Linked DNA regions of Homo sapiens: region 2 is linked to region 1. The links are chromatin loops, found by intact Hi-C in ENCODE. Cell type or tissue: mammary epithelial cell. All regions are shown on one strand.

Region 1 (8,000 bases):
AAAAAAATATTTTTCAAATGTTTGAAAACACCTTGATATTTGTTAAAGTATAGCTTCTGGAAAATATATTTGGAATTTTGTATGTGAACCATGGAGAAATTATCACTTTTATTTGAATTAATAGTAGCTTTCTCTGAAAAGGAATATTCAGTAATGATCTTCAAAAAATGATAAGAAAAAAGTAAATAAGATATCACCTTTAAGAGACACTGTAGTGCTGAACACCTTAGATTTTGGAGTGATGCAGACCTAGGTTTACAACCCAGCTTCCCTACCTAATAGTGATTTTATTAGGGTAATTTTTTTTTTTTTTTTTGAGATGGAGTCTTGATCTGTCATCCAGGCTGGAGTGCAGTGGTGCAATCTCAGCTCACTGCAAACTCCGCCTCCTGGGTTCAAGCAATTCTCCTGCTTCAGCCTCCTGAGTAGCTGGGATTACAGGCGAGCACTGCCAACCCCAGCTAATTTTGGTATTTTTAGTAGAGACGGGGTTTCACCATATTGGTCAGGCTGGTCTCGAACTCCTGACCTCGTGATCCACCCGCCTCAGCCTCCCAAAGTGCTGGGATTACAGGTGTGAACCACCACGCCTGGCCGGTAATTTATTTTAATTTCTCTTATATTGAATATTTTAGATTATAAAATGAGAAGTTTAAATAAAATAATGTGTGAAAAGTAAGTAGATAAGTATTTGATATATAACAACTAATAAATGTTAGCTATTTTTATATGTGGATGTTCCACATGAAATTGCCATTTCTGTAGGGCAAATGGTTAAATATTGGCAGCTAGATATGATATCATAAGGTTCAACTCAGCATTATAAATGCCAAATACCCTCAAAGGGAAAGTAGAAAGTGAACGTGTAACTTGCCCAACGAAATCAAAGTAGAAAAATTTCCCAAAATATGAGAAAACATCCAGCAATACTTATAGACATACAGCAATACTATAAGCTAAGAAATTGCATTGGGTTTTTAGAATGCCAAAAAGCACATTAAAGGATGTAATAGAGGGAAAATTATTTGATGAAATGTGGAAATTGAAGATGATGGGGAAGTAAGTATCCATATGCCTATTGTTTTTGCTGATGATTATTTTTAAAAAGGTATTCACAGATCAAACTGGAATCAAAGGAAAACAATATGGAAAATAATAAATTCAGAATACTTTCTTGGTGAAGTATAAGTTCAGCTCAGCAAAGATAGTTCAATAATAGCAAAGAGAATTCTTTCTACCTGTCTATATTTTTTCAAGCTATGATTGAACATGTTTTCTTGGTTTTTCACATCCTCAAAGAAAAGTTGTGGAAATACTTTTAAAATTATTTAAAATGACCAGCAATGCCTATTTTACTTTCATGTGCTTTGAAGTTATTCAAGTGATCAGATTTTTTTTGTAGTAGTTGTTGAAAAAATATCAAGCAAACTTAAATTCACTTAATAAGGACCAAGCATCCTCAAAACCTTGGAATAGCCTAGAATTCCCATTGTCTCTGCCTACACCCTCCAATTCTAATCTTGTCATGTATTCATCCTCATGCCAACCTTCAGGTAAAAATGTTCTCCAATTCACAAAAATGAATATATCTCTGAGATTCTTGATTATAATGAAACATTATTCAAATTGAATGTGTTTCTTAAATATATTTACTTCCAAAATGTAAGGCTTTCCAAAAACTGTACAATGCAAACTAGACACATTGTACCAGCCGTACATTCACAAAAAAGAATAAGTATGCATCATAATGAAAGGAAATTAAAATATCAAGCAGAACAACCACAAAAAATTCCCACAGAATATGCTACAAGGCTCAGAACTTCTCTTCAAGTACTCATAGAATCATTCATTCATTCATTCATTCATTCATTCAACTAAGATATAGTGAGCTTCCTGAAACTGGGCACGCAACTGTGAGCAAAAACACTAAAAAGTAGCGGTTTTTATAGATTTTGCAGTCTGGTGGGAGAATAGGTGACAAGACACAAGTGAATGTGAATAAATGCTTCAAAATGAGATAAGTGTTATGCAGGAAACAGGGTGCTAAAATGAAGTCTTTTTATTGTAGGGGTTTATGAATTTCTTCCTAAGGAAGTAGCATTTGAAGTAAAAGATGAAGGGCGAAGGAGTTAACAGAAAAGGGAGAGTGTGTTCAAAGATTCTGAAGTTGGAAAGAAAATGGTCTGTCCTAGAACTTGAAAGGCCAGGGTGGCTAGAGCACAGAGAATGAAGAGAAGAAATAGGACTCTAAGATGAGATTGGAGAGATGGACAGGACCCAGGCCAAAAACCCGAAAGCCGTTGTAAGGCTTTTACTTTACTTTTTCTTATAGGAAAGATGGTTTAAATCAAGGAGTGGAAAAAATAGATTTCTGTTTTAAAAATTGTACTCTTCGGCCAGGCACGGTGGCTCACGCCTGTAATCCCAGCACTTTGGGAGGCCGAGGTGGGTGGATCACAAGGTCAGGAGATCGAGACCATCCTGGCTAACATGGCGAAACCCCGTCTCTACTAAAAATACAAAAAATTAGCCGGGTGTGTTGGCGGGCGCCTGTAGTCCCAGCTACTCGGGAGGCTGAGGCAGGAGAATGGCGTGAACCGGGGAAGCGGAGCTTGCAGTGAGCCGAGATCGCGGCACTGCACTCCAGCCTGGGCAACAGAGTAAGACTCTTGTCTCAAAAAAAAAAAAAATGTTACTCTTATGGGAGGGTGGAGAGTAGCAAAGAACCAGGTCAGAGGCCAATACCATCATTCTGTCAGGAGATAGTGGTGACAAAGAACCAAAAAACTATCGGGACCAAAGATACAGAGACAGTTTCCCCTATTTCATAAACTCAACTATAAGGAATTTAGTATTTTGAGTTGACTCACAATAAAATATGCTTTCTAAATTTTAGTTCATTGAGAACAAAGGACTGTTCGGGAATCTTTGACAGTCAGCTCAAGGAAAATGTAAAAAGTTGGGGAAAGAGTGGCTGTAAAGTCTCAGAAAACCACATGTGGCATTTGGTTGAAGGAAGTATAAGCAGTGCACGTAGGAACTGGAAGCTTTTCAGATACCTATACTGTGTATCTTTCTGAGTCTAAATTTTTTTCTCGCATATGATATTTTCTTTGTACACATCCCATTCTTCTTTCTGCAGACTGAATTCCTCTGCTTATTCATAAAATTAGTATCCCCAAACTTCAAATTCTTTATGGCTTTGGTTTGCCAAAGTGAAGCTCCTACTTTGACACGGGGTGCCTTTTCAACCCTAGAGCCTTCTTCCTTCTGGATTCAGGCTTTTTGTCTCCTGATCCATGTTCTCTCAGGCCTCTGGATGGGTAATTTCAGTCTATGGTTGCTTTCCACTTACTTCAAGTATCCATCCCAGAAACAATTCATTATCACAATGGGAGAGTTTGGTAAGCGTGATTGCTCATTTTAGAAGCTGTCGTCAAATTGGATTAATTTAGAAATGAAAGCTAAGCCTAGAAGAAACTGAGTTCATATCACAAACTTAAAAAAAAAAAAAAACCAACTTTTACACTTAGAAAAACTAAAACAAACAAAAATTGAGTTTCCACACTAACCAACACCACCAGAACAGAATATAAAAAAGGCAGGTCAGGCTTAATAACTTACCTCTTAGCTTCTCTGATTAAGCAAGGCTTGAGCATGGGAAATCTTTGGTCCATTTTGTTCTGTTACATTTTCTAATAACCCACAACCACCTAAGTTATGAAATGCTATAAAACAGAATGTTTATTCCCACTTTCAGCATTCATATATCATCTGCTCAAAGCTAGACTTTAAAGTTTGGAATGTGGAGAAGACACGTGCTTTATTGGTCTGCGGCATTCATGTTTTCTGTTGACACCATCACTCTTGAAAGACGGAGGAGAGAAAATGAGACATCACCTCTGGTTGAGTGGAATTCAATTGCAGAGGACCATGGCTGCGGAAAGCTTACAAAGTGCACTCAAATTTTCAAATCTCTGGACTTTCATGTGCAGGTAGACACTCTGGAGCCATCTAGTGGCATAACATCATTGAAATGAGAAGAGCCAGGGTTGAGAATTGACGAAAAGTCCAAATGTAACTCCAGTGTAATCTAGCATAGTCTCACCCACATGGGTCATGATTTCAGGAAGGTAACTGATATGGCAAATGCCCTGGTTCTGGGAAGGAAACTGACAACCTATGATCCTGCCTCATTCCCTGTGACTGCAGTTTCTTCTAGCACTGTTCCTACATGTGCATCACCTGGTGACCTAGTTGGAGTGGAATTTATGAGCAACAGTTATTTTAATGAATCTGTTAGAAACAAAATACAAGACTGCGTTTAACCACTGCAAATTGTAACATGTCAGTGACTTTACCATTGTCTCTTAATTAGCTCCACCTATTTTCAAATAAGCAGCTTGGGGCCGAGATAGAGTTTCAAAGCGTTATTCAATGGTTTTAAGTTGTTAAGCTAGTGCTTTATTTTGACTGATATTTATGGGGCTGGAGGAATAGAAGAACTGGAGGCATTTTTTCCTTTCTCTAAAACTGAAAACCAATTCTCTCTATGATGATTTAGACTGGAGCTAAGATATAATACTTGGAAGAGGTTTTCCTTAGAAAGTGCACTACTGCACTGACAGTGACTTTCTATTCATACCACCTCATTTCTTTTACTTGGTAAACTAAATTAAGCTCTAGGACACTTGTTCTCAAACTTGAACATGCATCAGAATCAACTAAAAACCTGTTAAAATGCAGATTGCTGGGCTTTATTGGAGTTTCTGCTTTAGATAGGTCTGGAGTAATGTTCAAGAATTTGCATTTATAAAAACTTCCAAGGAGATACTGATACTGTTGTTGGCTGAGGGACTGCACTTTGTAAGCTATTGCTGTGGAAAATTAAGGCATGGATGTTCACCTTTTATTGTTTTACTGACTCAAAGACAAAGCCGAAACACTCTTTCTGGCCTTCTCAATGAGCAATAGGGTTTTATGGCAGGTAATCTTTTATTTTTTAGAATAGATCTGGTTCTTCAAATGAGATCCTTCATAGAAACTCAATGTATAAGACAGGTAAAAATAGAGCTCCTTTGATTAATGTGAAGGTGAGAGAACAGCACCTCTTCTGTCTTTCCTCATAAATTTCCATAGCAGATACCGGCACCACCTCAGCAGAAACTGGGAGCCAGCATAGAGCATGTTGAAAACCAAAGCGGGTATTACTATCATTGCTGACTCTTTAGCTCCCTCTTACATGGTCACCAGATGCTCAGAAGTTTCTGTTCATCATCCAGATTGTTCCATTCCAGCCTCAAATTACTATTTTCTACAAAATTATTGGTTTGCCCCTCACTGATATATTCCACTGGGTTCGGTGCAGTGTAGTTATAATATGAATAAAAGAGTGTGCATTGTTCTTTTCCAGATAACTCTTGATTACAGAATTTGTTTTGTAATACCAGTCCATGAGATATTGGGAATGGTGTAAAACACCCATACTCCATGAGGAGCGTCTGTGCACAGCTACATTTTTCAGCACTTCTAGCAGCATGACATTCACGTCCCCATTGCCCTGGCTGTTGTCACTGTTCCCAGGACCACCGTCATGCTTCCCACCAACCCCTTCCACAATTACAAAACAGATAATGGCATTGATAACTAATGTATCACTTATCACAAACAATTACAAATATTTATTGAGTAACACTTTTGAACTATATCCTTTAATTCAGAATTCTCCCCTTCAATAGCTCAAAGATGGTTGATATATAGCAGAGAGAAGGCAGGTTAGGAATTTTCACCAACTTGCAGATGTTCTAAGTCATGGCTTTTATCAATTTACCTATGGGAATATGTAACCCTATGAATATTTTCCTAATTTAGATATTTCTTTGTTTCATCTCCAAATGAGTTCTTGAATCTAAACTACTACTCAAAAACAGAAAAGTGGAAAGTTCTATATCTCTTAGTACTGGACTTTCCTTGTAATATAAGTCTAGAATCAATCCGCTTCAGGCTGAAGAGATTTGTTTTTCTTTCTGGGAGATAAGAATCAAAGATAAATAGTTCTACGGTTTTCCCATAGGAGATAAGACCCACTTTGACAATCAGAACGAACAGACTAATTCGATTAAGGATAGGTACACCTTTGTTACTGATCTACCAACAAAGTATAGGAAAGTTTCAGAATAAAATAAAACCACTGAGAACTGTACGTCCACTTTTACCTTGTCGTTTTTTAATGTTCATTGACTGAAGGTGAATTTCATCAAGAATATTTTAGATGATCAATTTTCTTTCTCCAAGAATTTACAATTATAGTCCTTATGCCCATTGGCAAGAAACTGTTCCCTAATCTCAACTAAAAAAAAAGGAATCTAATTTAAAATCACTGCTATTTATAATATCTGCTCCACACCTTGTTGGATCTCCTTGTTGGCTTCAACAAAGAGGAGACTGTCTCAAAGAGGTGAAAGGAAAAATTAGCTAATGTACAGTGGAGATCCGGAAGTTAAAGGAAGAATTATGCAAGTGAGTCTAGGTCATAGTATGCAAAACAAACAATACAATATTGGTGACTCTATTTCATAGGTTGGTGTTGTTTGGCATATGTATTACAGTGCATATTCAGAACACGCAAATAATATCTATCATTAAAATTCCCAACATGTTTTTTACACTCTTTTCTATTTCTTAGAATAGACACACTCCAGATTCCTGAAGAGGGGTGTGACAACCAAATTTTTTTCAAGGTGGCAATAATGGAATGATACACGGAAAAAGTATGTTAGCATTTTTTATCTTCTCCAATCCCTTAGATGTTGGTGTAAACTATTATATTATCCAAATTAGTTCACTCTGAGGATATAGAGCAAACAGAAGGGCAAAGCAAAACCTACAAAGAAATTCTTCCAAATACATTCATCAAGGGCTTTTTATACAGACAGCTTAGGGACTCTGCCTATGGCAGGGAGTGAGAGATGTGACATTAAGAAACAAAGATTAATTGCCCAACTTCATATCACAATGTGAGAGTGGAATCTAAAACATCTCCCAAGGTTTACGGTTCTAGTCTAGTCACCCTTTCTTTCTTATAATCAGAAACTATGAATAATTCTCTCTGTATCTGCTACTTTTATACTTAGGAAAGGAAAAGATAAAAATACAAAAAAAAAAAGAGTAAAGTCTACATCCCCCTGGAAGCAACTGCTCAATTTCCTATGGAAAAAAAAAATTAAGGTACTTTAATAGCGCACTAAGGACATTTGGATAGTGGTCCAAATAAATCCTCCAAACCAATAGACTTGTGATTTGTCAAGGTTTGTTACAAAGACTATGCCCTTAAGCCAAACAAGCATCATCTTTGGGGAGATTTTATTTGTGTTATCAATTCATATCTGGACAGGTCTTCTGCTGGTTGGCATAGCAACTAACTGAAGTTCATTGAACTTTCAGATGTGTGTGCTAACAGTCTAAAGCTGATTTCCCCCCATGGGGACCAGAAAAGGCTTTCTTTGTTAAACCTCTCCAGTTGCATTCAAAAATACATCATTTTTCTCAAGCCTACAAACACACACATTTGAAATTTGGAAAATAATATTAGGAAAATTGTTTCTATCATGTAATATCATAATGGTTTTCCTCTATTTTCTGAAAGAAAGGCTAAAGTTTATCATATTTTCTGTCCATTTCTAGGTCTTTCAATAGTAATCTTAGGGAAATTCTTTCCAAGAATTTATTTTTTTTTTAAGATTTTGTTGAGGACATCCGGGTAGAGATTTTGCAGACTGTTGATATTTAGCATGGCCTTGTTAAAATTTTAGACATGGAAATGTTAGGCCTTCACTTAGGTGAAGATCACAGGTAACTTGCTTTCATGCTATGTTGGTTAAGCAAAGATTTAATGAATGTTCATTTAGAGAGGAAGTAGTGTCAAAACCTGTGCTGAGCACTGTGGGAGATGAAGAGGAACAAGAGATAGCATTGGTTTTTAAATTATTTATAATACGACT
Region 2 (8,000 bases), 1.5 Mb before region 1:
CTCCCTAGTAGCTGGGATTACAGGGTGTGCCACAACGCCCGGCTAATTTTTGTATTTTTAGTAGAGACAGGGTTTTGTAATGTTGGCCCAGCTGGTCTCAACTCCTGGCCTCAAGTAATCCCCCGACCTCGGCCTCCCAAAGAGCTGGAATTACAGGCATGAGCCACAGCACCTGGCCTCATGTAACAAAAATTTATTGAGCATTTATTATATGTAAAGAACAATGTGAAATAAGTGCTGGGGATATATAAAGATAAATGAGGTGTAGTCTCTGCCTTCACGGAGTTTCTGGTCTAATAGAGAATGCAGAAACATGCTGTTAATATACAATGTGGTAAGTCGTAGAGTAGGGAAAATACAGGATGCTGTGGGAATTGACTGGAATACCTTGGGAATTCCAGGATGTACCTAAAAAGGTTACTGTATTAGTTTCCTGACATTGCTGTAGCAAATGACCACAAACTGGAGGCTTTAAACAACAGAAAATTATTATTTCATGGTTCTGGAGGCCAGAAATCCAAAATCCATATCACTGGATTTAAAATCAAGGTAACAGCCAGGGCCACACTCTCTCCTGAGGCTCTAAGGTGGAATCTGTACCTTGCCTCTTCCGGTTTCTGAGGACTGCCAGAAATCCTTGGCTTGTGGCTGTGTCACTTTCCAGGTTTCAAGGCCAGGATCTTCAGGTTTCTCTCTGCTCTGTCTTCTCCTTTCCTTCTCCTCCATGTGTGTCAAATCTCCCCCTCTGTCTCTCTCTTATAAGGATACGTATCATTGCATTTAAGGCCCACCTGGAGAATCTAGGCTAATCTCCCCATCTCAGCAACCTTAACTTAATCACATCTCTAGTATTTTTGCCATGTAAGGTAACATTTATAGATTCCAGGGGTTAGCACATGGATATATTTGGGGGAGCTATTTTTCAGCCTCCCACACGGACCCAGCACTAGAATCAGTGCCTGGCACATTGCAGGCACTCAATAAATGTTACAGGAATGAGTGAAGACACATCTAATCTGAGAACACATGGGTGAGTATGTAGAGAGTTGCATACTACTTGTGTGGAGAGTATGTGGGATAGGAATTGGGGTTGGGGCTGGGGAAGGAAGCAGGAAAACTAAGAGTTGGGGAAATTGATTTAGTTAGACATCAAAGTAGAACAGGCAGGATGTAGGAGGCAAGGCGAGGGACAATGGTGGACAGCAGCAAGGACACTGAGGAGGAAAGAAATTGGGGCGGGTTGATTAATCTTTGTCAAATAAGAAGCTCCCCAGCAATCCATTTCACCAAAGGTTTTGACCCCTTTTCTGGGCTAGGACAATGAGGAGGAGGGTGGTATGATGCTGAGGATGCCACTCAGCTCCACAATTCACCTGTTTCCTGTGCCTACAAGGCCTTCCCCACCCTGCCTTCTTTGCCAACTCCTATTCACCTTCCTAGTCTCAGCCTAATTGTCTCTTCCTGACTCTCACCCTCATATCACCCTGCCTTTCTCCCATAGAGTCGAAGGCAACCAGTGACAGAAGGAGTGCAGTAGTAATGAGTAAGAACGAGGATGCTGGAATGGAGCTCCACCAGAACAGGAAGCTCCATGGGCAGGGATTTTTGTGTTTTGTTCATTGCTGTGTGCCTACAGCCCAGAACAGTGCATGGCACATAGTAGACACACATTAAATATTAGTTAAAAGAATGAATAAATGGAGTCAGACTTTTGCATTCGAATCCTGGTTACACCACTTACCAGCTGTGAGTTAGTAAATTACTCAGCCTCTCTGTGCCTCGGTGTCCTTATCTATAAAGTCAGGTACTAATATGGGCCTAATGGGGTTGTTCTGGAGAGTAGAAGAGTTGATATGGGCAAAACATTTAGAATTGTGTCTTGCTTAGAGGTGTTTTTCAAATCAGTACTACAGAGGTTCCCCAAAATTTGGTATGTATTTAATTTTAAATATACTCTAAACTATATTAAAAACTGCAATTTACAAAAGGATACACACTCAAAACTGTCCCATATCAACATTAACACACAGCAAAACACCAGTGCCTCAACTTGCCTTCCTCTTGTTGACCTTAAATCTGGTAAATGATCTGATCTAAATTTTTAATATAAAGCTATACTAGCAAAATATCTCATCCCTTTGTTGGAGCTCTAAGGAGAGATTTCACTTGAAAATAGAGTATATTTTCTGGAGAAGATGACTGAGACCATGCTTATCTACTCTGATTGGTACATGATAGGATTTGATGCCATACACTTCCAAACATACGCAAAAACAGCAAAGTTTGACATATTTGAAGGAATAGCCTTGTTCCAGCTGGAAGGAAGAGAGGGCAGTCATGATTTGTTAAAATCGCCAGTGTCTTTGACCTCGTGTTCTACTGCAGTTACAAAATGTGAGGCATCAAGATGGTGTCAGTCTTCATCTCTGCCCACCCAATGGAAAGGAACTTGTTCCAGAAATGGTAAACTGATAGAATGCTCTTTCACAAGGAATACCTTGGCCGGTCCCCTTGAGCTGTTTTTATTCATTTATTCCAGAAATGAGAAGTAACAACCTACCATACTACAGGTATCATGCTGGGTGCTGAGGTTGTAGTGGTGAGGAGAACAAGGCAGACAAGTTCCCACTGTCATTGAGCATAGGGCTCTCAGGAAAGAAAGGTGTTAAACAATAAGAGGAAGTATGAAAAGTCCTATGACAAAGGAAGTAAGCACTCTACCATGAGAGCTGGAGTAACTCAGGTCTAAAGGGGACTTTCCTGGACTGTCCAGAGAAAGAAAGACTTAAGCTGACATCTCAACATAAGTTGGAGGAGTTGGTTCAGTGAAAAGAAAATGCAGAGAGGTCAGGAACAGAACAATATTCCAGCTGGGAGAAGGGCATGCATGAAGGCATAGAAACCAGAGAGCATACCACGTTTGCAGAAGTAAAAGAAACTGAGTATGGCTTAACCCTAGAGCTGGTTCTGTCACTATAACAGCCCTCATTTTTCAACATGCTTACTGGTCTATCACTCAATGTATTTCTTGGCCTTTAATTCCCTTCCTTCCTTCTTTCCATCCTCCCTCCCTTCCCTCCCTCCCTCCCCCGCTTCCTTCCTTCCTTCCTTCCTTCCTTCCATCTTTCTCTTTCTTTCCTCTCTTTCTTTCTTTTCTTTCTCTTTCTTTCTTTCTTTTCCTTCTCTTTCTTTCTTTTCCTTCCTTCCTTCCTTCTTCTTTCTTTTCTCTTTTCTTTCATTTCATTCCTTTTTAAAATTTCAACTCTCCTTTGATTGCTGCCTGTCCCATTACAATATCCACTTTTCCAGATGGTCGCTACTCTTTGCCATATGTCCAACGCACCTTCAACTTTTTGATCTTCTCCAACGTCTCTGACGTTGCTTTCCAATCTTGGTATAAATGACACCTTCTTGTCTGGTGGCTGCCCCAGAGCTTTTCTCATCTGTCTTTCAAGGGACTCAGGTTTCACACCCACAGATAGCAATCTTCAAAGAGAGATTGACCCAGCGTAATAAACTTTCCAGGCTGGCCTTTGCAAAATGAAGTAAAGTCTTTGATCCCTCTCTGGTTGCCCCTTGGAATGAAATGAACCTTTTGAAGTAAAGTTCGGCACACTAAGAAATGACAAAACAGGGCCAGGGGAGTTACAAGGTTAAGACAAGGATGATGCTGCATGTAGGTTATTTTGTTAAAGTATGGATTTGGAGAGATTATCCAAGAACCTAGTTTAGGTTTAGGCTGTCAAAATTATCATCAGAAACTAGTTAATAATTCAAGCTGAAAGATCTTCCCCCACTATCCTGGCTGTGTGCACCAGGGTGGCAATTCCAAATCATTACACATTGTCCCCGTAAGAACTTTCCAGAATGTATTCCAGATGCCATACAAATCAATACTCAGATTCATTTTGCACAGTCCACAAATATACACTATCTGCCTTCTAGAATTACACCTACAAACACATGGGTCTTGCCTGTGAAGTTTATGCAACAGTGGACAAACAACAGGGCCATCTGAACACCAGCTCTCAACAACACTGAAGCCTTATGATTCACATCAACAAGGAAGGGAATCCCAAAATGCCAAGTTCACTTTGTAATCAGGTTTACCAGGCAGGAATCGTTAAGAGTTGCTCCAAGGCCTGGAAACTAGCCTCCAAATAATTCAATCCACAGTTTTCTCACTAAATCAGCTACATGTGCTAAAGACCAGTTAAAGCATGTGTTAATTAGCTATCCCCCAGATGAAGACCACAACCAGCCTCAACCAGGAAGTGTGATTACACGGTGCTCAATTCTATCACTTCCAGTTGCCAGTAGGTGGCACAAATTCAAAAATATTTTAAATTTCAGCTTTCTTTTTAAGTAGGTCCAAATGTGTCAAACCCAATCTTTGATGCTCTTGCCACATCTGTGTGAGATTAGAAGCAGTGAGAGAAATGTTTGTGAAGGGGATGGATATAACCAACTTCAATTTACCATGTTTTTAAGTAAGTTTGGCAATTTCCCTGGAGGGTGTGAAAAAACCTTGTGGTACAAAGCATTTGATCCATTGTATTATTTTTACAACTCATCATAAGGAATTGCTCTGTTGCGTAGATTTTATTCTCTTGCCAACTCTTGGGTCCTGGGTCTTTTTATTGTCTGTCCACACTCAACACTCTTGAGTTTTGAAATATTATAGTTCAAACTTTTCCAAAGAGGATGAAGCTGGCAGCTTCTGATGGACAGTCACTCTCTTCTTAGTCTACAAGATAGACGTCTAATAGGTGTCAAGATTTTTTAACTCTCAAAAAGAAGCTTTTGTAAAATGCATTTTTATTATGCATTCAGTAGGCAGAATTATGTGGAAATGAGAACTGGGAATGTGAAGAAATCAAATTTCAATTCATGGAAAAAAATCTGAAATAAATATTTAAATTAGGATCTGCAAACTATGGTTTGTAGGCTTTCAAGCTGGGTCATTTGAAAGCAAAAGGAAACATACAGTGTAGGAGACACAGCAAAAAGTTTTCTGTCTTATAGAACCGAAGAGAAAAACCTAGTATCTGTATGTTTAAAAAAAAAATTGGAAAGATGAATCAAGCAACACTCAGAAGCCCCTTAGAGGTTTTGAAAGATTAATGGGTTCTGTCAGCAACTTTCAAATTCTTCAGGAAAGACTACCATAAAAACAAAAAGTATTTTGGTTATTAAGGGTTTCTTTCTGGTGATACCAAAGAATCAATTCACATGTACCTATATGTATACATATATATGTAGAGGTATATATTTTTCATGTATACTTTCTATGCACAGTTTTCCCAGGTTATTAGCTTTTTGCTCCCTCTTGATGTATAGAGAAGCAAGACTCAGACTGATTTCATTTCAAACAGATATTGAATTTCTACCCATCAGCTATGGTGAGATTTTCCCCAAGCCAGCTTCCTCACTTAGTGGTTCCATCCCTGGGTGATCTGCCAATTACCACACCAGGTTATTACTGTGACTGTTTAGGTTTGGAAGCAAAGAACTAGTCCCAGATTGCCCTACGTTGTTGATTACTCCTACCTAGCACAGTGTAATTCAAAATATGGTCCCTTGAGCAGTAGTAGCAGTCTTACTTAAGAACTTGTTAGAAATGCAAATTTTAATTTTAAAAAATTCCCTACTATATATTGACAAATAATTGTGTATATTTATAAGGTACAAAGTGATGTTATATGTATACAATGTGGATACATTGTATACATATAACATGTAGAAAGGAATATACCACTATTCTACTCTGCTACTGTGAGTTTGATTGTTTTAGATTTCCTCTGTAAGTGAGAACATGCATTATTTGACTTTCTGTTCCTGGTTTAGCATAGTGTTCACTTAGCATAATGTCCTTCAGATCCACCCATCTTGTTGAAAATGATAGAATTTCCTTCTTTTTTTAAGGTTGAGAAGTATATCTTTGTGTATATATGCCACATTTTCTCCATTCATTTGTTGATAAACACTTAGGTTGATTCTATAACTTGGCTATTGTGAATAATGCCTAAATTGTACATAGGAGTGCAGATATCTCTTCAATGCACTGGTTTTAAATCTTTTGAATATATATCCAGAAGTGGAATTGCTAGATCACATGGTAATCCTATTTTCAGTTTGTTGAGGAACCTCCATGCAATAAATATGGCTGAAAAAAAGGAAAAAATATAGTGATGACTCTGGGGAGCCACCACATTCTCAGCTTCTTCTAGGCAGCTAAGAATATTTTAAGGAAAATTAAAATTTTTACCTTTGTAGAAAACAAAGCACACCTTAGGGTTTCCTTTCTCTTCCTACTAATCCCCAGTTTCCTTGTCTTGATCTATGTAGCTTCCTTCTCCCTTACCAAGGATTACATTCCTTGGTAATCCCAAGCTCAAAGAGCTTCCCAGATTATGGCTGGGGAACAAATAACCACCCCACATAATAGAAGGAAGTTTATCAATGGAATCATTAGACAAAGCTGAAACCAGATACTTCAACTAGATCTTAAGAACTTAATCTTCTTGCCTCTGTTTTTCCCCAGGTAGGTTTTTATTCTCAGGCAATTTTCTTCATATTCTGGCCTCCAGATTCCCAGGTTTTTATTCTCAGGCAATTTTCTGCATATTCTGGTCCCCAGATTCCCAGGCTTGATTCCAACCACATCTAGTGATCTTTTTAAGACCAGCAGAAAGACAGCATCTTATTCTCAATGTTTCCAGTAAAGTCCCTGGTCATAGTGACCATTTCTGAATCAATCCTTGTAGCCAGAAGGTTAGAAAATTTGGACTGGAAAAGTCTAGGTTATGCAACACCCTCCTTAATAGAAGAAGAGTGAGTCTTCAACTGGAAATCAGGGTGCTATTACTAGGAGAAAGGGGTAGGGATTCCAGGAGGAGGAAAACAAGAAATGTCCTTATAAGGACTATGCCTAGTCTTTGCAGCTCTTTGGTTATTCTGCAAAACCAACTAACAAGTAGTCATTGAGGCCAAGACACATAGCTAGAAATGAAATGGGAAGACCATATACAGTAGGGTTAGACAGGTTGTTTTCCCCACTCTTAAGGGAGGCTCATTTGCCTGACAGAAAGCAACCTTCTTCTGTGTCTCATATGAAAAGTGAAAAGTGAAAGGTGAGGACCATCTGACTCTGATGCTCTCAGCTATGTGAGCTGAGAGCTTTCTGAGCTCCAATTTTCCCCTCTGCCCAATGGGAACTAGTACCCATCTCAGAGGTTCCTATGGGGATGATTTGAAATAATCCTTGTAATCCAAGCTGCTTAGCACAGTACCTGGCACTTAGTAAGTACTTAATAAATGTTAACTAATATTGTTGTTCATATTATTAATTATTCACTTTTCTGAACCTCAGATTCTTCCTCTGCAAAATGATGACAATATTTTCTACCTCACAGGATTGCTAACAGCATTAAATGAGATATCATCATAAAATGCCCAACATATAGTTGTGCGATAAGTATTTCTACCTCCTTCGTTGTCATTTCTCTTCTTTTCCCTGAGTCATATCCTCAAGAGGATCACTGAAAATGCAAAGGAGATATGTCATTGCATCTTGTCTGAAATAAGGACAACTGTAGTAGCTGTGTCCCTAACCAACTGATAATTCTACCCATGGCTTGGGATTTCCCAGCCATGATGATAAAGGTCCCTTCAGCTCTGCATAGAAATGTCAGAAACAAAGGTAAAGTATGGTAAAGTATAAGGTAGGTAAAACATCGTTCTCACTCTCTCTGCTTCTTCACATCCAGGCTTTACTTATGCATTGTCTACACATGAAATATAGCAGTCCTCTGCCCTACCACTCATTGCCCCCATTCCCACTTTTCAGAGGCAAGTCTTAAAGCTATTTCTTTGTATTCACCATCATATTTCCAAACAATACGTTCTTCACTTTATGTCCGAATTCTATTTTTCCAGTTTAGGCATTACCTGTTGACTTGCTACTATGAAAGAGGAAGATTTTCACTTTTGCCCCACCA

What was found. A loop is a pair of places that touch in the nucleus more often than their neighbours do. Peaks named below come from ENCODE experiments on the same cell type or tissue, not always from the same donor. Only the 100,000 strongest peaks of a DNase experiment are listed, where the experiment ranks them.
Region 2: it touches region 1 in a loop (10-fold over the local background); 5 of 110 quality-filtered maps call a loop at or near these places.

The regions. Positions count from the first base shown.
Region 1 is chr11:29,325,131-29,333,130 of GRCh38, forward strand. No RefSeq gene overlaps it. Among named protein-coding and RNA genes, the nearest start is that of LINC02755, 270 kb to the right of the region's middle. In mammary epithelial cell, a CTCF peak has its summit at 4,022 (motif pointing left); a DNase peak (open chromatin) is centred at 4,151; H3K27ac peaks cover 646 bases.
Region 2 is chr11:27,835,381-27,843,380 of GRCh38, forward strand. No RefSeq gene overlaps it. Among named protein-coding and RNA genes, the nearest start is that of BDNF, 140 kb to the left of the region's middle. In mammary epithelial cell, a CTCF peak has its summit at 4,292 (motif pointing right); no DNase peak of the experiment used is centred here; H3K27me3 peaks cover 293 bases.